Regions from separate parts of the Homo sapiens genome. Here region 1 is linked to region 2. Evidence: chromatin loops called from intact Hi-C (ENCODE). Cell type or tissue: mammary epithelial cell. All regions are shown on one strand. Links, peaks and the distances in the headings refer to the core of each region. The heading gives the core; the rest is flanking DNA. Region 1 overlaps SMOC1 (SPARC related modular calcium binding 1). Region 2 overlaps SMOC1 (SPARC related modular calcium binding 1).

The links. A loop is a pair of places that touch in the nucleus more often than their neighbours do. Peaks named below come from ENCODE experiments on the same cell type or tissue, not always from the same donor. Only the 100,000 strongest peaks of a DNase experiment are listed, where the experiment ranks them.
Region 1: it touches region 2 in a loop (2.4-fold over the local background); 4 of 110 quality-filtered maps call a loop at or near these places.

The regions. Positions count from the first base shown.
Region 1 is chr14:69,930,835-69,942,793 of GRCh38, forward strand. All of the region lies in intron 1 of SMOC1 (SPARC related modular calcium binding 1), which reads left to right. Among named protein-coding and RNA genes, the nearest start is that of SNORD169, 41 kb to the right of the region's middle. In mammary epithelial cell, for the core only: no CTCF peak of the experiment used is centred there; a DNase peak (open chromatin) is centred at 5,667.
Region 2 is chr14:70,006,717-70,018,675 of GRCh38, forward strand. It overlaps SMOC1 (SPARC related modular calcium binding 1), which reads left to right. Exons shown (of 12, transcript NM_001034852.3): 8 at 4,038-4,230; 9 at 4,769-4,851; 10 at 6,670-6,775. Among named protein-coding and RNA genes, the nearest start is that of SNORD169, 35 kb to the left of the region's middle. RefSeq lists enhancers at 2,450-2,529, 3,897-5,096. In mammary epithelial cell, for the core only: CTCF peaks have their summits at 3,316 and 6,755; DNase peaks (open chromatin) are centred at 3,375 and 4,585; H3K27ac peaks cover 2,527 bases.

The sequences.
Region 1 (11,959 bases), core at 1,848-9,847, 76 kb before region 2:
GAAGTAGGCTGGAACCAGAGATGGCGACAGCTGCTTCCAGAATCTTCCTCTAAACCATCTCCTGTGTTGATTCTTCTTTTCCATCTCCACTGCCACAGTGTAGCCCGGGCTGCTGTCAACACCTCATGCTTGCATTTGTGCCAGTGCCTCTTAACTGTCCATTTTGCATTTATTCTCTTTCCCCTTCACTCTGTTCTGCCCTCTGTGGCCAGAACAAGCAGCTGAAAACATCAGTTTTATGGAGTGACTTTCCTACCCAAGCTTCCACGGGTTCTTTCTGGGCCACAGAACTGAGGCTCGGCTGTCTTGAGGGAGCCATCCCACCTTCACACAGACATCTGGCAGCAGCCACATGGGCGTCTCCTCTGTCTCCTGCGCACGCATGGCCGTTTTATTCAGGGTGCTCTCCTCTGCCTGACATGCCTTTCCTCGTCTCAGCCATGAGGCCAAATGTTATTTATCCTTCAAGGGGCAGCCTGAGTCCCGCTCCCTCCGGGCAGTCTTCCCAGCTGCCCCAACTCCTCCTTCTCCAAGACCTTCAGCTCCACTCGCTGTCGTCCTCTGGACAATTCCATGACAGGCGGGCAGTGTATAGCTCTTCCTTGTTTGTTGGTCTTTTCTCTTGACCCAGAGCATTGGCTTTTGGAGGAAGGAGCCAGATCATGTTCTTTGGGAGCTGACAGCAGGCGCTGGGTCAAGCCTCTAATGAGCACTTAAGAAATAATTGTTGAATTGATCAACAGGAAATAAGCTTAGATTGCAGCACAAGGGATTTAGGTTGGATTTAAGGAAGGATTTCTAGAGAGCCATTAGATGTTTAGAAAGGATGGCTGAGGGAGACTATGGCAGTACCAGGTCTTACCACAATTATGAAAAATAAGAGAAGATTCTCCTGAAAATCAGGGGATGTGGCGGTGGCAGCTGTCAAGGTTTACATGGAGAAAGGTGGGGAAGGAGAGAAAGAAATGGCCACGCTTTAGTGTCCAGTTAAAGGACTACAGACTTTTGGCTGGAATCTGCCTTTCTACTTCTGATTCTTGTCATTAGCTGAGGGCTTTCTTCACTTTTCCCTCCTGTGACGCAGCTTGAGTCAAGCTATACCTCAAGGCGTGGGATGAGAAGTGGAGCAGGTGTCGCGCAGGGAGCGGGGCACTGACCTCACCAGGGCCAAAGCCATGGAGCATCCGCCTGTTCTGGCAGTCCAAAGAGTGGCTTTGCCATCCCGTTCCTCAGAACCCGAGCTGTTCCTCAACCCTCCAACAGGTGCGTGGTGGGTTGTATGGTGAAGGCATGCTCAAGGGAACGGGAACACCCTTCTTCACCACTACCCTCTGTGTTTCGCAAAACACGAGTCCACCAGCGGGGTGCTTTGTTTTGCCTGCAGATGTGTGAAGCCACAGGCACAGCCCCTGAACAGGAACAGCTTCCTGAAGGGCTCAGGAGGGGGTCAGTGGCTTTATAGTAAACTTGCTGTTTTGCTGTAGAATGCACGACTATGTTACAGGTGATGAGCTTCCTCTGCTGCGCTGGGGCCTTCCGGGACTTTACTACCACGCCACCCTCAGCCCCACATGCCTCCTCCTGTCCCTGGGGCTGGGGGTGTGCTGAGTGAAAGGAGTGGTAGAAGTGAGGAACAAAGCCGCCACAAAGGCATCAGGAGGAATGGGGGCAGTGGGAGCTGGAGGAACCTTTCGGTGCCATTTGGGCTTCAGATGCAGCATTGTTCATACAGGTGCAGCCCTCTCCTCCGGCTCTCAAAGGCCGGATTAGGCACATTCAGTCTTTGTTCTGATATCACAGCCGGCCTCTGCTCTATTCATTCAAAGGCGGCTTTGTGGTCCTGGGGACCGACCCCTGTGCTTTGGGAGCCCCTGTGCCGGAAGATGGAGAGACACTGGCAGGGCAGTGCGGCTTTTTCCTGGTGACCACTTACAGGAGCTGTGATGGAGTGGGCGGGGGGTGCAGAGCAAAGGCAGCTCTGGCAGGGCTGGAAGTATTTTGGGGACGCTGGCAGCAGTTCTTCTGTCACCTTCTGTAAGCCGATGAGACATTCTGAGCAATTCTGACGGAAGCTGTGCAAGACTACACCAACCTAGGGCAGTAGTTTTAAAATTTCTTGAAGACATGGAACTCTTCTTACACCAAATCAGACTGCATCCTCAGAGGCCAGACCACTGAGAGAGTTTTAATGATGAGTATACTTAGGGTGACATACATTATGGGGTGCAGAGCAAAAGTTTAAACGGATCGATTCTCTGATCCGTTTCACCCATAGCAAGCGCAGGTGAAAAAGGGTAAAGTTTTCTTACAAAATACATCTTTACGATATAGTTTTTATCTTACTCTTTTACTTCAACCCAGTGGCCCTTCTGGGAAAGGTCTAAACAAAAAGTAGATGTTTAGTGTACTAGTATTTTATTTATTTTCAGAAACAGGATGGCAGTTGTAGGCTTGTAATAACATCGTTCTCCCATTTAAAATGTTCATTATTTTTAAAAATTCATTATGGCTGTTTCTGAAAAATGAAAGACTTTTTTTTTCACTACGGTTAGTTAACACATGTACTGTTTCTGAATTTAAAACTCGAAATATCTTCCACCTCTTTTTGTCATGGTTCTTTATACAGCTGTGTGTTAAAAATCACTGTAATACAAAATTAGAAAGAAATGAGCTCACACAAATGTAAAAGACATTTTTTTGTTTTTGTTTTTTTTAGACAGATTCCTTCTCTGTTGCCCAGGCTGGGGTACAATGGTGTGATCTCGGCTCACTGCAACCTGCGCCTCCTGGGTTCAAGCGATTCTCATGTCTCAGCTGGGACTACAGGTGCACACCACCACGCCTGGCTTATTTTTGTATTTTTAGTAGAGACAGGGTGTCCCCATGTTGGCCAGGTTGGTCTTGAACTCCTGACCTCAAGTGATCTGCCTGTCTCAGCCTCCCATAGTGCTGGAATTACAGGCATGAGCCATCGCGCCTGGCCAGAAAATTGGCTATTTCACAAAATATACGAACTTTGACTTTGTTTGCAAACCAATATCTAGAATCCTTGCTAACTTCAGTGAAAGTATGTTGAAACCATGGGATGCAGTTTAAAAAACTGATTTAGTCAATAATAGAAGTATTAATGTAGTAACATCTAAGATTTTTCAAACAGTTTTTATGTGCCAACCCACTCCTTTATTCTCAGAACATCTTCGATACTGTAACTGCCATATTTCCCTGCCTTAACAGATGAGGAAACTGAGGCTCATAGAGGTATGTATCTTGATCAAGGTCCAAGGACCAAGGACTGGATCCCAGGTGTGTCTCACTGAAAGTCCATGTTTTTACCGCCTGCCTTGCATTTTCTGCCCAGTACAGAGGACCTTCCCAAGCAGCACCCCTTTCTTTGCTGTGTCCCGTTGAAGGCTCACATCTCGTTTCTGTTAGAAGCATCACACCTGATTGACGACTGGGGTATTGTCATTGGCCCAGGGCTTTGACACTGAGTTAGTCTGGCATCCATCTCCATCCACCGAGGCATACATGAGGACAGCCCCTTCCCCCACATCAGAAATAGAATGGCATTGATTCTGAATTTTGTCCCTCATATTTTCGTCCTGCTATGTTAGAGAGCAGCTCCCCAGGAGAGAGACAGAGCAATCTCCAATCTAGCCAGATGGGGCAGGAAGGATGGGGTGGGACTGAACCACAGGGGAGAAGTGTTGGGTCCTAGAAAAATTGCTGCTGAGGTCCAGGTGTTATGGCCTTTGAAGGACTCAGCATCTTTGTTTAGTCCTACTCCTCTCCTTTTTAAGGGAATAGATGGGAGGAGGTAAGAATGTGGTGGTAGGATCTTAGAAACCTACATCTTCTTTACTAAATTATGCAAAAACATCATTTGCTGAGCCTTTACGTAGTCCAAGGCTGGATTGAGGGTTTAGCTCCTTTGGATCTTCACACAGTTCCTTGGTCCTTGTTGGCTGACATATAATGGAGCCATAGGTCTGGGTTTGAATTCTGATTATATGGCCTTGATCAATTGCTCAACTTTTCTGAGTCTCAGTTTTTCCATCTGCAAAGTGGGATGCAGAAGATTACCTCTTGGGTGGTTGTCAGGATCAATTAAAATAATTTATTTAAAATTCTTAGCCCTGCCCCTGGCACATAGAAGGCATACAATAAATGAGAATCCCCTGGAAACTTATTTCTATTCTACTATGACTTCTTCCTCTCTAATTCCCTCTTAGAATGCTGTAAAATTTCAGCAGTGCAATTGGGTGCTTTATAGTCTAGGTTTTAGATAAATGTAGTCTTCTTTCTTGGAACTTCTGTACTAAAATATAATTTTTAAGGCAGTTTTCTGGTGGAGACAGGGACCCCAAATAGATTTAGATCTGGCATGGGGAATCTGTTTAAGGTAAAGCAACCTCTATTTTAAGTGTCTCCTTCAGAGATGCTTTTAAATGCACCAAAAGTTGGGGAGATATACCTTATCGAGGTAAAAAGGAGAAAATTGAAAATTGTCTTTTTCTGCTTTCCCTAGAAGAAATAGTTTCTTATACAAGACCAAACACTCCAGCACAAGTCATCCTTAGCCCTATCTTTTTGGAGGCCGATCAGAAGGCAGTCAGCCCTGTATTTTAACCTAGCCTAAGTACTCTGATTAGCTTGAGCAACTTCAGAAGTTGGCCTGTGGCCTCCCGAGCCCCTCTTCCAGCTAGTTTGCTGGGGTCTCTTTAGAGTTGATGTGTTTTTCTGGATCAGGTCAGGAACGGAATTGCCTTTTAAAGAGACACCTGTGTTGTGACCCAGACCAAGAAGAACCTCCTCCAAGGAGCTTGCTACATGTGGGTGGCAGCACGGGGGTGGTTGTGCTTTGGTGTATCCCCACTCTGAAGTCTGTGCCTGGGACCTGACTCCGCAGCTCAAGGGTACTAAGGCCCTAGAAGGATGTGAAATAGGAACAGTGAGGATTGCGTCCACAGGACCATGAGGGGCAGGAACTATGGCAGTGTGCCCCTCCCTGCAGATCCTGTGCCTAGCACAGTGGCTGACCTTAGAAGGGGGTTAGTAAATTTTATGGAATGAATGAATGTGGCAAGTTGTGGAGCTAGTGTATGAAACTACCTTCAGGTTTTGAATTGTTTTGCAAGGAAACGAATGCCAGGGGAGTTTTGTCCTAAGGGCATCTTTCAGCAATGATGGGAGAGCCAATGTCCCTCCACATCCCTCCCCTACCTGAAGCTAGAGCTGCATGTCTTGCAAGGTCTTATTTTTGGCCCTGTGATTTTCATTTCTCCCCCATTCTCCCAGTTGACGACATATCACCACCGTTTGTCACCTTCTAGTCTAAGGGCCCATACAGGTTACATGTGTGCCCTAGAGAGGCTGCTGAGTGCCGCTGGCAGCCCCTATCACAGCACCACTTTGGCTTGGGACATTAGAGTTCATCCCAACTGGTGAGATTCAGAGCTGCATCATAGGGAAGGCTGAAGACTGCCTGTCTGTGTCATCTGAGCTGAAGAGGGAGACTACGTGGTGAGGATGCAGTTGCCTGGGTAGACGCTGCCCGAGAGGGCATCTGGGCCTGTAATGCTAATGACACTGTTGAGAAAGGACACTGAGTTGTTCTGTGCTGAACTGAGAACCGTAGGTGTGACACAGAGGAACAAGTAACCCCATCCGACTTCCAGAGATCAAGAAGCCGAGAAGGCATCCTTCCTCCTTCCCCTCCCACTGCGAGTCTGGGCAAGCTTCGCTCAGTCCCTGGCCTTGTGTGGGCCATTGCCGGCCAGCGTTGGATGCTTTTGAGGTGACAGCAGAATTTGGTGTAGAACTTTGGGTGCAACTTGGCTAAAGGCAGGTCTGGGTCAATCTGTTTGGATTCTGTGTGTGCCTCACTCTCATCCCTTTAAAACAGGTGTTTTTTAGGAAACTTAGAACTAAAGAAAAGTGCCAAGAAAAAAGCCAAACCCATCTATAACCCATCTGTGTTCCTACCATTCAGAGACAGTCACTATTAACATTTTGGTATATTTCCTATCTTTTGTCTTTCTCTTTTTCTGTCTGGAGTGGGAGGAAGATTACTTACATATATACACACATAAGTATGTATTATATGTATGTATATTTATATACATGTTTGATATTCTGCTTTGGTTTTAGTTAATTTTATATTGTGAGCATTTCCCCGGTCAATAAAAAGTCTTGAGAACTGCATTGAAGGCTGGGTGAAAAGTCTTTAGTACCGAGTCTTTTGGGTGTTATCCTTCGCATCAGAAAAGCCTGTGGAGTTCCCGTTCTTTGAGAGTGTGCAGGCTTTGCTTGGTGTGCCCTGCATTCTCTCTGGGAGTAGATCCACCCACCCCTTGCTATCTTGTTTCTACAGGACTGCTTAACAGATGGGATCTGCTAAGTGCAAAAGCAAGGGTCTCTCAATCAGTTTGCCTAATCCCATGTTTGAGGGAAATCTGACCTTAAGGGTTATAAATGTCTGGACTAATAGAAAAAGATCCTCGTAGTCAAATACAGGTTTTTATCCTTAAAAGAAAGATCTTTGCTCTGCCCTGGAACTGAAAGGGTTAGTACATGGAAGAACCATTCTTTCTCTCCCTCAGGAGTGGGTTTGCTTTGGTTTTCCACTGATCTCCCGTTCCTGCCTGTAGAATTTGACATGGTTTTATTTACTTTTCCTTGGCCCAGTTTGGGTCAACAGGATTTCTCTCCTGCTCAGAACAGCCTCACAGTTGTGCGAAGTCAGACGTGAGCCTGGGGCCTGGGCAGCGGTCATCAATCCTTGTCTGAGCGACGCAGTGGGGATTTTCAGCTTGAGATGGTCTGACAGCACCAGCGCCACCGCCAGTCCCACACGGGCCAAGCTATTTCTTCTCCCCTTTTGCCTGTGACTTCGAAAGCATTTTGTGTGTGTGTTTGAGGGTATGCACACATGCATGCTCACATGTGTGCATGTATGTGCTTTTGTGTTTGGTGATCTGAAGCCAGGCATCAATCAGTACAGCAGGATCTCAAATGACAGTGGAAATAGCAATGAAAGGAAGCACACGAGTTAAACACACACAGCCCCAACAGAATTCGATGATATAGCAAGACTGGGATTTCCTCTTCTGTTTGTTTTAGCCTGCACTTGCTCAGCTTCATTCCCAGGGCTTAGTGCTGTAAGGGAGTGGATTTCCTCAAGTGCTGTGGATAAAGCATTTCTTCCTCTGTTATCTCCCTTGTCAGTGTAAATCTCTCCACTGTGTAAGTGGAAATGAAGATGAGCCTGTGTGTATGCCATAGGATTTCACCCAAATTAAACAGGCACTTAAATGACATTTTCCTTCATGATAATCCTATGACACTGAAATATACCAGTTCTCCATTTTGTTATTACAGAGCCATGACATACTCTCCAGGGGCTGGGAGAGTATAGTACTCTGCCTCTTCTTCCTGCTATGTTTAGAATTTGTGTGGCAGTCTTTTATCGTGGGTGGGCTATGTTGAGGCTGTTTTGGGCCCTTTTGTATTGATAAGGGGAACAGTCGGTGGTAAAAGCACAATATGCGAGTGGATAAATATTTTCTAAGGTTAGAAAACGAATAGCAGCAACACCAAGAATCCCGTGTAGTGGCGTCGTGAGGGCTAACGGCAGCTCTGCAGCAGGATGAGAAAGGAGACCCAGCAAGAGGAGAGTCTGTCTTGCAGGTTCAGTGGCTCAGGCCTGGAGAGTGGCTTTTGGGCTTCTTACCCCTTAAGATGTTGTTGGGCTGCTGCTGTATTGGGGATGGAGCAGGAAGCACACTGGGTGGGGCTCACCTGGCCCATTTGGCTCATTGAAGGAGGGACAAGCAGTGTCCATGACTTCTGTCGGTGGCGTGAGGGTCTCTTATAGGACACTGATAAGGTCTCCATTCACCTCCTTTGGGGAACATACTGTGATATCGGAGGTCTTATGTCTGGTGATGCAGAGCAGATCCAGAGGGGAGGAAAACAAAGACTTCCAGTGCTATTGTTTTTGCAAGTAACTTAGCTGGCAGCTTTCTTCTTCCACATTCTTGGTCCTAGACTCTTGAACAAGAGCCAGTGATTGTGCCCTCCAAACGATGACTTCCTAAGGGCTCTTCTCAGTGTGAGGGTGTGTGCACGCATGTCGCTGTGTTCATCTGATGGAAGCACACATGCCTCAGCTCATGAACAGGTTCAGCTGATCAGCCCTTTTATTTAAAGCACTATCCAACTCCCACCCCTTTCAAACTCTCCGTCGGACTCTGGGCCAGGTTAGCTTCATTTCAGCCACATTGTGAGTTACTGAGTGTATTAGTCTGTTCTCACGCTGCTAATAAAGACATACCCAAGACTGGGTCATTTATAAAGGAAAGAGGTTTAATAGACTCACATTCAGCAGGGCTGGGGAAGCCTCATAATCATGGTGGAAGGCAAAGGAAGAACAAAGGCATATCTTACATGGCAGCAGGCAAGAGAGCGTGTGCAGGGAACTGCCCTTTATAAAACCATCATATCTTGTGAGATTTATTCACTATCATGAGAACAGCATGGGAAAAAACCACCCCCATGATTCAATTACTTCCCATCGGGTCCCTCCTACCACATGTGGGGATTATGGGAGCTACAAGTCAAGATGAGATTTGGGTGGGGAAATAGCCAAACCATGTCACTAAGACATTTTGTCTCACAGCCAGTTCCAGTGTCATCTTTATGGAAAACCAATCTCTGGATCTTACTGGCTTTTGCAAGTTCTCTCTAAGTTTGGGGCTGCCTGTTGGAATCCCACAGTCTGCTAAAGGGACCCAGTCTCCCCTTAGCTTCTATTCTGATAACTTTTTGATAACTGGTATTTCCATTTCTCTTCTGTCTGTGATTATACAATAGTGCCACATTCACATTTACTCCTAAATTACAATGACTCTAAGACCCTCATCTGCTCAAACAGTAACTCCCCTTAGTCCCCACTTTGGTGTGCCTTGGATACTTGCACAAATAAGTTATAATTTCCTCTTTGCCCAAAGGATGCTTAGTGCTGGCTGTGCCCATGGTGAAAGCCAGGTCCAGGTGAGTGGGACTATCTCCCACTGCTGCCAAAGCTGTCGATTCAGGTGCCAGAGCAGGGATGGGCTTCATGCAGAGGTGGGAAGAAGGACCCACCTCATTTCTGTTTCTCTTTGCCATCTAGCTCTGTGAGTGCCCAGAATCTCTCAAGGGGAACTTGAATCTTTTGGATGCCACTTTCAGCTTCTGCATCTCCCACTTTGTCCAGAATCTCTACAAGTCTCTTGCGAAAACAATTCTGTCTGTTTTGGGATCTTGTCTTTCCAACCAGAGGGGTTCAGTCACTGCCCAGCACCCAGTTGTATTGAGACCAACCCCAGCCATCTTCCCCACTCCCCACTGAACTTCTCCCTCAGTCCCCTAGTGGTAAAACACATCTCACATATCACTGGGTGCAAAGAGCTACCAGTGATGATGAGCTGAGGATGGTGGCCCAGGGTCCGGTGGCACAGGAGTATCCAGCGCTCACTGCCACAAGCCAGCAGGCTCAGTGCCATGCTAGATATTTGTGTTCTTAGTAATGCTCAATGAAAACTTAGAGCATATTGCTGGTCAGATCTCATAGGAGTGTTCAGGATAACTTTATAAGGAGTTACTACCCTTGGCTGAATAAATTGCTCCTGCCAGGTGGAGCGATGGTGCTAATTTAACAAACCCTTCCTATCAGATGTGTGTGTCATTGGGAGGAAGGGCAGGACGCTTAGAACCAAACAGGCATGAAGAAACTCCTTCTTTGTCCTCTTTGCCTTTGCACCCCCACAAGTCTAAGTCCTCTCTTATAATCCATGATCTCTTGGATGCACCCCAAGTGTAAGACCATTTTGTGGCTCCTTGTTAATACCATCAGCTTAATCTCTATTTTTTTTCCCTCAATGCTAGTGGGCTGAGAGGATTAAAAATATCTGGATCCCTGGGTCCTGGAGAGCTCTCTGTTTATTTGATTTGTAGTGAGAGGAGTTTTTGTGCTGGTGGCAGACTTTGAGGGATGAGGAGAGGGAATGGGCATGTGACTTTCTCCAGCCTCTGCTTCCCTAGTATTTAGTGACAGGGCAGGGGTGTGTGTGCACAAGCAGAAAATAAAAATAAATGCCTTCCGTCTCTGAGTAAAAGGTTTGATGCCCTGTCGGTGATCAAGGAGGACTAAAACCTAAAGGGCATTTAAGTTGTAGGACTCCACTCATGCAAAGAAGTATTTTGATCTCCACTTGTCCTCCTTTCTCCTTCTTTCTCACGAGGATGCATGCTTCTGGCATCCCGCCCTGCCCTACCTAGCCTCGTGGAAGTCCTGTAGGGCAGCGACAAAGCCCACTGATATTCTCCATGGGCAGCAACCCTGTTCCATAAGACAGTGATAGGATTTGGTTCTTGGTGCTTTTATTTCATCCAGTTGGTCCAGATTCCACCTGGCGCATTTGCTTTTCAGCCTGGGGTAACCACCTCTCAGGAGGAGGCAGCGTGCATGTAGATGCCTAGTGTAGCACTCAGAAACTCATTGCCTTTGACTAGGCTGTAGTTCTTGGGGGCTGCTGATGGGTTTGCTAAGCTCATCATCTACAGTGTGGCCACACTTATTACCCAGGACACCCAGCCCCTTCGTTGGCCCAAATGTGCCCCTTCTTTTCCATCCCCACTGCTGCCTTATTCAAGCTTAGTAACCTCCTAAGTGTCTTCTCTGTTGTCTCTCATACCCTTGCCAAAGATTTCCAAAGCTCGGATCTGAGTTTGTGTTTTACTTCCTTCATTGGCTTTCAGTTTTTTAACAAAACAAAACACCAAAGACAGCTGGGAATTTTTAGGATCCTCTATGATCTCTCCCCAACCTGGCCCTAGGGGCTGATTTCTTCTATGAAGGGTCATTTCTAAACTCTATCTTGAAATTACTTTGCTTGTGTACTTAGGTGTACCTGTTGTGATTCTCTTAGCTTGTCCTTTCAACATCCCTTCCTACTTGTGAAAATCTTTTAAGACCCAGTTTATGGCTCCTTCCCTGAGAAATTCTCCTGGATCCTTTCAGTCTGAATTTACCTCTCCTTCTAGCCCTACAGAACACAGTGTCAGCTGCTCTGTCCAGCACTCAGCAGAGCCCTGAAGCATAATAGGTGCTCAGTGAGTCTTTGCCAAATGGATGGTTCTTTTTCCTTCCTCCCTGCCTCTCCTATCCTCTCTTTTCCTTTCTACGAGTTTGCTGTGACCATCTCACATCTTGGATTGTCTGGCATCCCATTTTCCCATATCCTATCTGTTTGTTTGTGACTTAGGCTTTGCTTCCTGGTTTCAAAAATGCAGCCCCAGTGGAGATATGTCCACATGTCAGTCTTTGCAACTAGATCAGCTTGTAGGGGCAGGGCCTGTGTTCTTGTTTATTTTCATAATCCTCAATGTACCTAGCATGGTGGCTTGTATTAAAGGGGGTGGGCAGAGAAATCGCCAGAAACTTCTCTGAGTGCCTATGGGGGTGTCTGATGTGCCCTTCAAAGCAAACATTCTTTGGAATTTTTTCTTTAGTTTTGTGTTTATTGTTTTTATCTTGTTTGTTTGCTGAGTTGTAATTTGCGTGGAGTACAATTGACCCCTTTTAGGTGTACACTTTTATGAATTTTAACAAATTTATATAGTTGTGTAACCACTACCATAATCAAGATCTAGAATATTTCCATCGCCCACAAACATGTTCTCCTGCTTCTCTCCTTATCTCCAGTCCCTGGTAATCATTAATCCAATTTCTGTCACTTTGGTTTGGCCTTTTCCAGGATGTCACATAATGGAATTATATAGTATATAACTTTTTGAGTCTGGCTTCTTTCATTTGGAATAATGCTTTATTTTTATTTTTTTGGAAATTTGATGACTTGGGCCTTAACCCTCACTTTATGTGCACCTGCTTTTCTGAAAGATTGAGAAGGAGCAT
Region 2 (11,959 bases), core at 2,350-10,349:
AGGGGAGGATCAGCTGGGCTGGAATGTACAAGGTGACCTCCCTCTCACATCTGCAGTTGGTACTCGCTGTGACCTGAGCTGCTCCCCTTTCCTCACTGTGGCCTCTTGTTCTCCAGTAGGCGAGACCAGCTTCCTTGTGATGATCTTAGGGCAGCTTCCACAAAAGTGAAAGCGAGAGCTGCAAGTCCTCTTGAGGCCTCGGCCTGACACAAAACATCAGCATTGCCTCTAACATTCTATTGGCCAAAGCAAACCAGAGTCCACGTGGAGGGGTCCACACAAGGCCATGATCACGGGGAGGCACAGTTCATTGGGGACTGTTTTGTAATGAGATGACCTATAGTGAGTAAAAGAAAAATATAGGTTAGGATAAAAATCAGATTAGCCTGTGGCAAGAAGATGATCTTGCAGAGGTGAAGCACCCAGCCAGTGCTGAAATGTCAGCTCTGCCACTTCCTAGTTCTATGATCATCCAATTTCTCAACCAGTCTGTGTTTCTGCATCCTTTTCTGTTCAATGAGGATAACAACACTGCCCTTAAAGGCTTGTAATGAGTTTGAAGTGAGTTAATACACATAGTGCACCTAATTCCAAGTCTGGCCCATGGTAAATACTCAAATAGATGTTAGCTATTGTTATTCATTTTAGAGTTCTGCAATGGTGGATGAGTTAAATTTGGTTTTAAGTTTTCCGCTTCTGAGGCAAAGAGAGAAAAATATCCAGGTACAAGATTTGTAGCGTGCTTAGGTCGAGAAGACATCATTGGTCAGAAGGAGCTGTGCTGTGTCCAGCACATTTGATTTTGAATGCAGCAGATTTGGGATAGTCTGCAAAGACACTGACATAGAAGAGCTCACTGTAAAAATAAATTTATTTGTCTCCTAGAGCAAATGGTTAGAGGCAACACTGTCTAGAGGTTAGCAAGTCAAGCCTGACTGTCAGGATCCCCAGCCTTTCTCTCTCCTGGCTGAGTGAACTTGGGAAAATCCATTAATCTCTCCAACGTTCAGCTTCCTTGTCTACAAAATGGGCGTAATAATAGTGCCTACCTCACATGGGCAAAGGGATTCATTAGGTAAAGCCCTTAGTCTATTGCCTGGCACATATCACTCAATGAATGTTTGTTTTTCTTGTTATTAGTTGTAAAGATGATTTTAAGGGAGATTTTCTCTTTGCTGTAAGACAAACTCTCTGTGTACTCTTCACAGAGGGTTAGTGCTATTATGATAAATCACTCCTGTCTCTTTCTTAGAGGCACCTGGACTTGCAGATACTGTAATGAAGTAGTAAATCAATAATAAAAATAATAAAATAAAAAAGTAATAAACCTTGCAGTCAGGCTTTTAAAAAATTCTTTTGCTATCCCCCATTTTTCCAAATTAGTGAGCTTTATCATTTTTATTATTTTATTTTATTTTATTTTATTTTATTGAGACAGGTTCTTACTCTGTGGGCCAGGCTGTAGTGCAGTGGCGTGATCATGGCTCACTGCAGCCTCAACCTCCTGGACTCAGGTGGCCCTCTCACCTCAGCCTCCTGGGTAACTGGGACTACAGGCATGTGCTATCACACTGGCTACTTTTTGTATTTATTTATTTATTTTTGTAAAGACATAGTCTTGCTATGTTACCCAGGCTGGTCTCAAACTCCTGGGGTAAGCAATCTGCCTGCCTCAGCCTTTCCAAATGCTGGGATTATAGGCATGAGCCACTGAGCCTGGCATTTTAATGATTTTATTCTCCATGGAACTTCATAGACACTGACTATAAACAGCTCAGAACAGCCTTCAAGGACTTCCAGAAATCCATCAACAGGGCCCAAGCCACGAGTCTGTGCCTCTTCTTAGATGGCTTCTGTCCACATTTCTGAGGGTCTCGGGACCCCCAGTGGTGTGAAGTCAGGTTCATTATTTGCTCTGCCCCTGGGGAAGCGCCCCCCTTCTCTCTTTGCCTCTTGCTTTCGGTCTGATTTATGGCTTTAGAAGGTTGGCCTGGAGAGTCTTAATTTAAATCCTCTGTCAGAGGTTGTTACATGAACGTGGTGTCAGTAAAAAGCTGTTTTCCTTTGGTTTTGCTCCTCTATTGCCTCTTTCATGGCATGAAATACGAGGTAGGAAAATAAGGCTACCAAATTGGGGTTGGGGGAGCTATTGAAAAATTCTTGCATAATCCCCTTGAAGTTGCCATGGCACCTTCCCAGCCAGGGGCTGAAGTCAAAATGCTGGATCTTTAAAGCAGGTTTCCCAAGGCCCCTCTCCCTGCTCAGTTTCTGTCTCTTTCCTGTCTCTAGATGCTGTTCTGGTGGTAGTCACAGTTGGAGGCAAAACCCAAGTCTGATGTCTGTCAGCTGTTTTAAACTCCTCTTCCTCTAGCCAAGGAGACTCTGTTTAGCTTTTCTATATTTGCATTATGAAAACAGTAGTTTTTTTTCACTTCCCAAATTCAAAACAACATTTTCTATTTTAATAGTGAATATGCTATATGTGCCTGCCTCCTGGCCCTCAGATATTTTTATGCCCCTAAGGAAATATTTTTACCCTGCAATGAGAATCACCAGGCTATTGTTTTCGAGCATTTTCCTAGCAGTGAGACATAGCATTGTTTTTCTATCATCTGACTTATCTGTAAAACTGCATTGAGCTACTTTGTGTCTCTGTGTACTCCTATGGTTTGTTTAAACATGCGTGCTTTACCTATATGTGTGTCATTAACAGAGCCATTATTTCAAGGAAGTTGGCTTCTTTAAAGTGGAGTTGAGTGCTGTTGTTCAGTGCACAACATGGTTCTCCAGGTTGCTGATACCAAGTTCCTTGCTCTTAAGAAGGGTATTTTTGTAACAATCTGTAAACATTCAGTGGGTGCCCAAGACTACATTCCTGTCAATTTCTTCAAGAGAAGAGTTGTAGAATAGTGGTATGAAAAAAATATAGTAGGTAAATAAACAAGTAAATGAAAAATAAAGTAATAGTACAGGTTTATGATGTGATTCTTTTGTTATCAAAAAAGTAGATGTGTGCACGTGTATTTCCATGTATGTATGTACATAAAATCTAGGGAAGGTACAGTGTTTAACTTTGGCAGGATTATAGGTTTTTCCACTTTCTTTTTTAAAACTTCTTTATAATAAGAAACCCAACACTATTTATTTTTAATAATTAGAACAAAAACAAAACCAGAAAAAAAAAGACAAAGAGCAAAGCCAGGCAGGCTAAGTGGTTGATTGGGAAGAATTTTCAGGTAAGTGGCTGTGCAGATGTGAGATGCCCTGGAGCTGGCCATGCTGGACACAGGGCACCACGCTCTGTCTCAGCCGGGGACTGGCTCGGGGGAAACCAGGTTGGGCTGTTCAGACATGCTCATGTGTTACTGAGGCTGCTGAGTGCAGACACCATCCGGCTGGGCCTGTTTTCTCTCCAATTGGATGGAAGCAGCATTGTGTAATTCACTGAAATTCACTCGGCCTACTTTGTCCAGCAGCCTTGGAGGGTGGGGAGAAGCCAAGGCTGGACCTTGTTTCTGCTCCTCCTGGGTGCCGAGCATCACTCCACATGAGGCTGATGGCCACGGCTCCATCATGCTGTGTCTGGGCGTGGAAGGGTCTACATGCACAAGCATTCCTGCATCAGCCTGCAGCATAGCCAGGCTCCTGCACCCACCTCTCCTGCAGTCCACAGACAGAACATCAGCAGGAGCCACTCTGAAAACATTGAGATATTCCACCCTTGGGACAAGCTGCCACTCTGAGAAGGGGCATCCCTGGAGTCCCTGGCTGGCTTGTTGCTGCAGTTGAACCTATTTGGTGGGAATGCTAATGAATGCTGGCAGCAGAGATGGCCACAGGGAGGTTCTGAACCTCCAGGCCCCTCAGCATGCGCTGGCATGGGAGACAGCTCTCTGTGGTAATTCATCAATGGGGCAGCTCATCAGTTCCTGGGTCCAGGCCTGGTCCTTGCTACTTACTTTGGATGCTGGGCACAGAAGACAGGAGTGTTAAATCACAGGAGTGATAGTCACCACAGGCTGTGTCTTCTCTTGCAGAGAAAGTCTATTCGTGTGACCAGGAGAGGCAGAGTGCCCTGGAAGAGGCCCAGCAGAATCCCCGTGAGGGTATTGTCATCCCTGAATGTGCCCCTGGGGGACTCTATAAGCCAGTGCAATGCCACCAGTCCACTGGCTACTGCTGGTGTGTGCTGGTGGACACAGGGCGCCCGCTGCCTGGGACCTCCACACGGTAAGCCCCCCAGACTGGGTCCTGGGAAAAACGCACCTGCTGGCTGTTATCCATGCTGGCATCTCCCAGTGTTCCTGCCCTGGTCTGGTGGGAGATGAGTGCCTGGGAGAGCCATGTTTTCAATGAGTAGAAGAGTTTCAGGTAGAAAGACCCTGGGACCTGGATTCTGGTCACAGGCCTGTCTCTTTCTAACTTAAGACCTTGGAACAGTACTTAACCTCTCTGAACGTCAGTTTCCTGATGAGATTATTGCCCTTTCTAAGCCACTAGCTTCCATGGATCAAAAAAGATACTGCGTGCAGCTCAAGTATCATTGTTATTATGCTTGAGTGGTTGAAATGACATGCCTGAACATGTCTCAGTGGGAACATTGATGCTAAGATTGCCTTGTAGCTGCCGGGCAGCGCAAGAGATATCGTTCTGCCCACCCTCAGTGCTTTAGGCTTGGTGACAACATAGATCATTGCTGGGCAGTAGTGACTGAAGTAGGCTCAGTTGCCAGCCCCTCCCAACCCCCCCCATATCTCTCTTTTCCCAGCTACGTGATGCCCAGTTGTGAGAGCGACGCCAGGGCCAAGACTACAGAGGCGGATGACCCCTTCAAGGACAGGGAGCTACCAGGTGGGAGACGATGCTGCCCTGCCGGCGCCATCACCTCCTTCTGTTCCTCCACCCTCTCATTATGCAGAAGAAGCTGTCTCCTCTTTGTCTGTTTCCCCATGTGTAAGATGGAGCCAGGAGCCGTGGGATCTACATCCTGGTCTGGGATTTATCCCTAATTAGCTCTGCTCTTGTGCACATTGCTTCTCTTCCTTGTGCCTCTTCGTCTTTATAATGCAGTCATCGGGTTAAAATCCCGTCTGCAGTTCCACAATGCGTTGTCCATCTGAGGTCCATGAGGACAATGTTTTGAGCACTGTGAGTTATTTTTTCCAGAGCTGTGAGGATAAGATAGCTTATAGGGAGGGGCTGTCCTGAGCGATGTGGACAGTGTCTGTTGCTTGCTCTGAAGAGGCAGATGACCCCTGGTGACACAGGACGACCATGGAGTGTGACACAAGACACATAGGCAGGGCCCTGGTACCTCCAAATGGCTGATGTGCGGGTTTCCCCTTATTTATAGCAATCTCTGCCTGCAAGTTACAGTAACATTACTAAATATTGGTGGCTTGGAATCTTATTGTCTTTACACAGCACAAAGTCAGATTAGTGCTGGTGGGAAATGGGCCACCTTCCCATGACCTATCAGGACTCCAAGTGAGAACTGAAAGCAGAGAGTTCTAAGAGTCAGGGATTTTCCACACGAGGTTTGTAGAAATCACCCCATCACAAGAATGGAGTCATGGTGGCCAGGGTACCCCTTTTAGCTAACCCCTCAACAAATGTGAATTGAGATTCTACTATGTGCCAGGCACTGGGTATAATCTAGTGGTCAAAGTTGACATGAGACTTACAGAGTGGAGGAGACAGATTGGATATGAATAAATGAATACAGGCATTTATAGATAGTTGTGGTGGGTACTCTGAGGGAAAAGCGGAACATGCTGTGAGAATGGCAGGGAGAACCTGCTTTAGATTCCACAGCTTCTCTGAGAAGCAAGTGTTGAACCTGAGACCTGGAGGATTTGGGGACAGAAGAGAATGAGCTAGTTGCTAATTTCTATGTGGAGTTGCTTTGGAGAGGAGCACTGGGAGTAGTGTAGAGGGCCCATTTGGTGCTGGTGATCGTGACTTTATAGGACACCCATTTATCCAGTTGTGTGGTGGTGTTTTCCCCAGCTACGTGGTGTAGACATGGAAAAGGCACATCTATAGAAGGTTCTTCTGTGCTTTACTGTGTTTTCCTGGAATAATACAAGGAGGAAAAAAGGAACAAGGACTTGGGAGTATTTACAAGAGAGATGCTGTAGTTATAATGTAAGATGGTTGAGGAGGGAAGTGAAAAAAGGAGGAGGCTCTTGGATGGATCTGGTGGTAGGTGTACTTAAGTCAACTTTGACCACTGGGGGTTCTCTCCCTCCTTTGTGCTCCCACAGCCCCTAGTTCTTACCCCTAGCACAGTATTTTTCTCACTTTAGGACGACTGCTTGGCTATTAGCTTGAGTTCCCCTGTAGATGTGAACTTTACAAGGATAAGGACCTTCTGTATTGTTAACTCTGTATCTCTAGCGTTTAACATGGTGCCTGAGTTGATGTCTAGCAAAAATGTGTGGAATGGAAGAAAATTGAAAGCATTATTTGGTCTGATGGTCCTTTGTGGGGTATGGGTAAAGGAACTATGGAAGTTTATGAGACTCATCTGATCAGTAAACAAATCACTAAAGTGGATTTGGCTGGACAAGAAGGGCTTTGAGAAGTTTAGGAAAGGATGGTAGTTGAGAAAGCTGTTGACTTGATTATTATCTGGCATCTACCTTCAAATCTCATTTTATCTTTTAGGCTGTCCAGAAGGGAAGAAAATGGAGTTTATCACCAGCCTACTGGATGCTCTCACCACTGACATGGTTCAGGCCATTAACTCAGCAGCGCCCACTGGAGGTGGGAGGTGAGATTGTGAGCAGGAATCAGGCCCAGGAGAAAAATGTGGGGCCCCTGACTTTTCAAATGCTGAGGGAGGGTGAGAGAGTGGGCAGGGTTTGAGGAGGGCAAGGGCTGGAAGTTGATCTTTTTCCTGAAACCATGTACCCATAGCTTTGACCCGCCTTCTGTCAAAAATCTTCCTGCCCCTCTACCTTCCCTATTCTTTGGGAGCTGCTTGTCCCTAGCTTTTAGTTACCTGATTTATAGGAAAGTCCAGGGCTGTCTGGGACTTCCAGCTGTTTAATCTCAGAAGGTGATGGGTTGGAGTGAGAGTTCTGAATGGCAGGAAGGGTGATGGTTATATCATGGGAACAGGGAGGCAGAGAGGGAGCACAAAGCACTTTGCAATTTTCTTCTCTCCTAGAAGGCAGGAACCAAATGCCTTTTTGGCATCCTGAGAATTCCAAGGAGCTCTTGGCAATGGAACTGGACACTCATATAGCCAAATACAGCTCAGGTCAGGAATTGAGGTGGTAGCTGAGGCAGTCCTGATGTGAGGCTGAAATGCACATGCTCCCCAGTAACCAGCATTGCTGGCACTCATGAGTTTGGGCCCATTAGGCCAGTCGGTTGGAGATGCATGCACGCATTCATCCATCCGCTTACCACCTTTTGAACATGGAAAACACAGCAAACACTGGGCTAAGGATGAGGTATCTGGGGATAGAGGCATGTCCCACCTTCAAAGGATGCAGCTTAGCGGGGATACTAGACCATAGATAGATACTTACAAAATCTGTGGTGAGTGCTAGGACAGAGGTGGAAGAATGGAGAATGGTTGTCTCACTCAGTCTGGAGGAGTCAGAGCAGGCTTCCTGGAGAAGGTGATATCTGAGCTGAGTTTTAAAGAATGGGTAGGACTTATCTACCTATCAAAGAAAAGATAGGTAGATAAAGAAAAGAGAAAGCCATTCCAGAGAGAAGGAAAGGATACTGTGGCTCCAAGAAAGTGCATGTCTGTGGTTCAGTTAGCTTGGGCTGGGGTGGATAGGCGGAGGAGGAGGAAGCAGAGGAGGTAAGAGTGGTAATCGTGAGATGGAAGAGGTGGGCAGGACTCAGATCCCGAAAGTCCTGTGAGACATGCTGAGTAAGACTTCTGCTCATGCTCATGAAGCCAGAAGGGGAAGCACAGCAGAGACTGTTGGAGACAAGTGTGGTAGTGTCTAGGCTCCTTACAGCAGGAGGGGAGGTACTCTAGGCTTGGCAGGGATGGGCAGCCTGCTCTGAACTTATATGGCTCACTGAGGAGGGAGCGTTAGTCCCCCGGCATCTGCCCAGAGGCAGAGCTGTTATCCATAAGGCAAGGAATGCCACAAAGAGAACAAGCCTAGGCCTTGGAAGGACCCCAGCATAGCTCCCTCAGTGGTGATTGGCAGGACCATGTGGTATGTGTTTAGGGTAGGAGTTTAGGGCTCCAAGTGGAGCTGTCGACGTTTCTGCATCCTGAGGCAGAAGAAGGCAGCCATTTTGAAAACCCAATTTTATATCAAATCAAAGTGAGTGCACACAATAGCCAAGATATGGAAACAACCTCAATGCCCATCAATGGATGACTAGATAAAGAACATGCGGTATTTGTATACAGTGGAGTAATATTCAGTCTTAAAAGAGAGAGAAATCCTGTTATATTGGGGGCATTATGCTATGTGAAATGAGCCAGTCACAAGCACAAATGCTGCATGATTCCACGTACATGAGGTACCTGAAACAGTTAGACATGTAGAAGCAGAGAGCAGAATGGTGGTTGCCAGGGGTTTGGGGAGTTGCTAACCAATGGGTGTCAAGTTTCAGCAAAGCAAGATGAATGAGTCCCAGAGATCTGCTGTCCAACATTGTCCTTATAGTTAACAGCACGGTGCTATACACTTAGATGTTTGTTAACAGGCTAGATCTCCTGTTTAATGTTCTTACCACAATAAAATTAACAACAACAACAAAAAAAAAACGAAAGAAGAAAAAAGAAAAAAGTGAGTGCAGTGGTTGCCCGTCTTGGAAACTGCTTGTTGGGGTGCTTGCCCGGAGCCCCCCATGGTCCCGTGAGCTCTGAGGCTGGTTTCTGGCTGTGGCTCTGTTTCTGCCGCCCCTGTGGGTGGGGGCCAGGCCTCCTCCAGGAGGAGCACAGCACTAAGTCTGAGAAAGATGAAGACAGGGTTCAACAGGCCCACAGACGGGAGCTGCTGGAGGCGGCCTGTGGCACTCAGCTGCTCAGTCTCCGAGATAGAGAGGACAGCACATCCAGATCTCCAAGAAGAGGGGAGAAGGTGAATTTTGAAAAGGCAGTATTGTTGGCCTTGATGTTACTTGTGTTTAGAATATGAAAAAAATACCTGTTGTTTCATGCAAAAACAGGCATGAAAGATTTATGTTTTATGTTTATATTTATGTTTAGAAGAGAGAGAAAAAGGGAAAAAGGAAAAAAAAGGAGGTCCGTGGGCTTAAAAGTTTCTGGTCTGGGGTCTTCCCACTTACACCTTCCTGCAGGCTCCTGGCACTGCCCCCCAGCTCAGGGGTCCCACCTGCACTTCTGCCTGAGTCCTAAGGAGGCAGGACTTCAAGCTCCTCTTGGTTGCTTTCCCAAGAGCACTGCGTGGGCTCTGCCGCAGGTGGGGGACGCAGATGGGCCCTGCTGCCAGGGGAAGGTAGGATTTGTGCCTTATCCTCAAATGACAGACAGAAGGGATTTTTACAGGCAATGAAAGCTGAGAAATTTATAACTTTTTAATATCAGTGTGTCCTTAGGGAAGAGGATCTTTTTTCCATTCTATTTTAAGCGTCATTTAGAGTTGGAAGAGGTTTTTCAAAAAAATTGTTTTCAAAACATGTTTTTCATTTTAAGCTCATATTAGCTTGACCATACTTGGTTTTGATGGGAATGAAGACTTGAACTGCCTTTGGTAGTTATGTTACCTAGAGGATGGACTTTAATCAAAAGACAGACAAGATGCTTCAAGAAATAGTTTAGAAATCAAGGAAGTGGGTGGGGAAAGGGAGAAGAAAGAGAGAAACTGCTATCCAGGAAGGTAGCTGTCAGGATTACCAGTGTAGTAACAGGGTTTAAGGCTGTTCCAGATCTTCCCACTGTATTCAGCATAAGCCCTAACTCTGACCTGGGCTGGCCCTTCAGGACAACTTTGCCGGCCCCACCTCTCCTCACATATTCCTTTCCTTCCCACCATTATGTTCCAGGTACTGGTTCTCCTCAGTTCTGGTTCCTCAAACAAGTCAAGCTCTTGCCTGTTCCAGGACCTCTATGTCAGTTGCTCCTAGAATTCAGTTCCCCATCTTCCAATGACTGGCCCCTGCTTATCTATTTAAATGTCACCTTCTCAAGTACCACTCAATCTGTAGGAGCTGCCTGTTCACCCTGTACCTCAGCACCCCTTTTTAACTCAGCCTAGCATATATCACGGTCTGATATTTTGCTGGCTTGTTGATATATTATCTGTCTCCCTAAACCCAAGGAGAATTTAAGTTCTATGAGAGAAGAAACATTTTCTGTCTTCTTCCCTCCTGTATTCCCAGAGCTTAGACTAGTGTCTGGAACATAGTAGGTGCCCAGTAAAATATGATAAATGAATAAATAGCTAGAGGGACGGGGGATAGATGGATGGATCCCTGTCTCGATAAGACCTCTTTCTGGCACACATCAGAGGGTCAACCAACCACCACAAGACCAAGTATAAGGCTGGAGCCAGCTGTCAAGTTTACTGTGGTGCTATTTTGTAACCAGGGCCCGAGGGTACCCTGGCCAGGACCCAGGGACTTGGAGCGCCATGCAGACAGACCCTGGCCAGTTGTCCCTCTTGTTTGATGGAGGAGCAGAGGTATGAGGCAGCTGGAGGTCAGGTAGCATGTCTGGAACAGGACTGACGAAGACAATTAGGAAATCCAGGCATTCTGAGTTTTGGCCTTGGCTGTGGAATTCAGGCAGAGTTGGGGCTACAGGCATGAGGTTAAGGAAGCCGCATCTGATCCCTCCTTTATCCTCTCAGACTCTAGTAGTTAAAGCTGGACATCAGCTGGGGCCAGGGAAACAGTCTCACTTGGGGACAGTGGGAAAAAGGGATAGAAGATGTTTGGACAGTGCAGAAAAAAGGTGCCTTCCTCCCAGTCTACTTCCTGTCAGGCATGGAGATGTTGGCTTTGCATCAGCTCTCACGTTTCAACCCGCCCCTGGTATGAGCTCCATGCTAGGTTCTGGGGCATCTGAAGAAAAGGGGATCATTTCTGGTCTGGAAGGGAGATACAGAACAACCATATGACTGCAGTATAAAGTCGGTAGGATAATAGAGGCTGAGAAAGTGTTGCAGGGACCCTGGGGAGCCAGAGCATGTGAGGGAAGGCCTTCCATGGGAGCAACAGTGGAGCCCCATCTTCCCTTATGAGTGGGAAAATGCCTGACCTAGATGGACCAGGGGTAAGGGCCTTCCAGCAGAGGGGACCATGTGGGTAGTGAGGTGTGAACAGGGTAGGAAGTGTGGAAGGAATTGTAAGAAGTAGTATGGTTTATGTTTGGGAGTCAGGCTGGGGACAGGTAGGAGATGAGGCTGCAGAGTTGAGCAGAGCCCAGCTGGTGCCAGGCCCTGGGAGTCAAGATGCAGGGCAGAAGGGAGCTGCAGGGTTAGGTGGGCATTTTTGCAGAGTCATCCTGATGGCACTATGGAAGCAGGATTGGAGGGGAGCAAGGCAGGCAGGAAGACGATAGCAAGTGTCAGCATGAAGGGTGATGAGGGCATGGACCGTGGGAAAGGGATGATTTGCTGAAGCTTTTGTAAAGAAATCAATAGGATTTCAAGACTTGCTACATGCAGGGAGTAGAAGAGTGGGAGGCATCTACTCCCTTTTCTGGCCTGATTTATTAGCAAAAAACAGTGCTACAAAGATCTAAAAATAGGCAGAGTAGAATGGGGTGTCTGTGAAAACTCTATGGCAGGTGCGTGGGAGGGTGTGCATTGCAAATATCAATGGATGATAGTCCCTCTTGGTGAATGTTTTCTGTGTGAGTGAGTTATCCCTTTGGCCCCTCTGGCCAGGGCTCCAGGAGGCAGTGTTCCCCCTTAGAACAGCCTTCCCACAGCACCCATTAGCATTTATCAGTCCCAAAGGAAGATTTCTGAGATCTCAGCCGGCAGAGTCTTCTAGAGCAGGG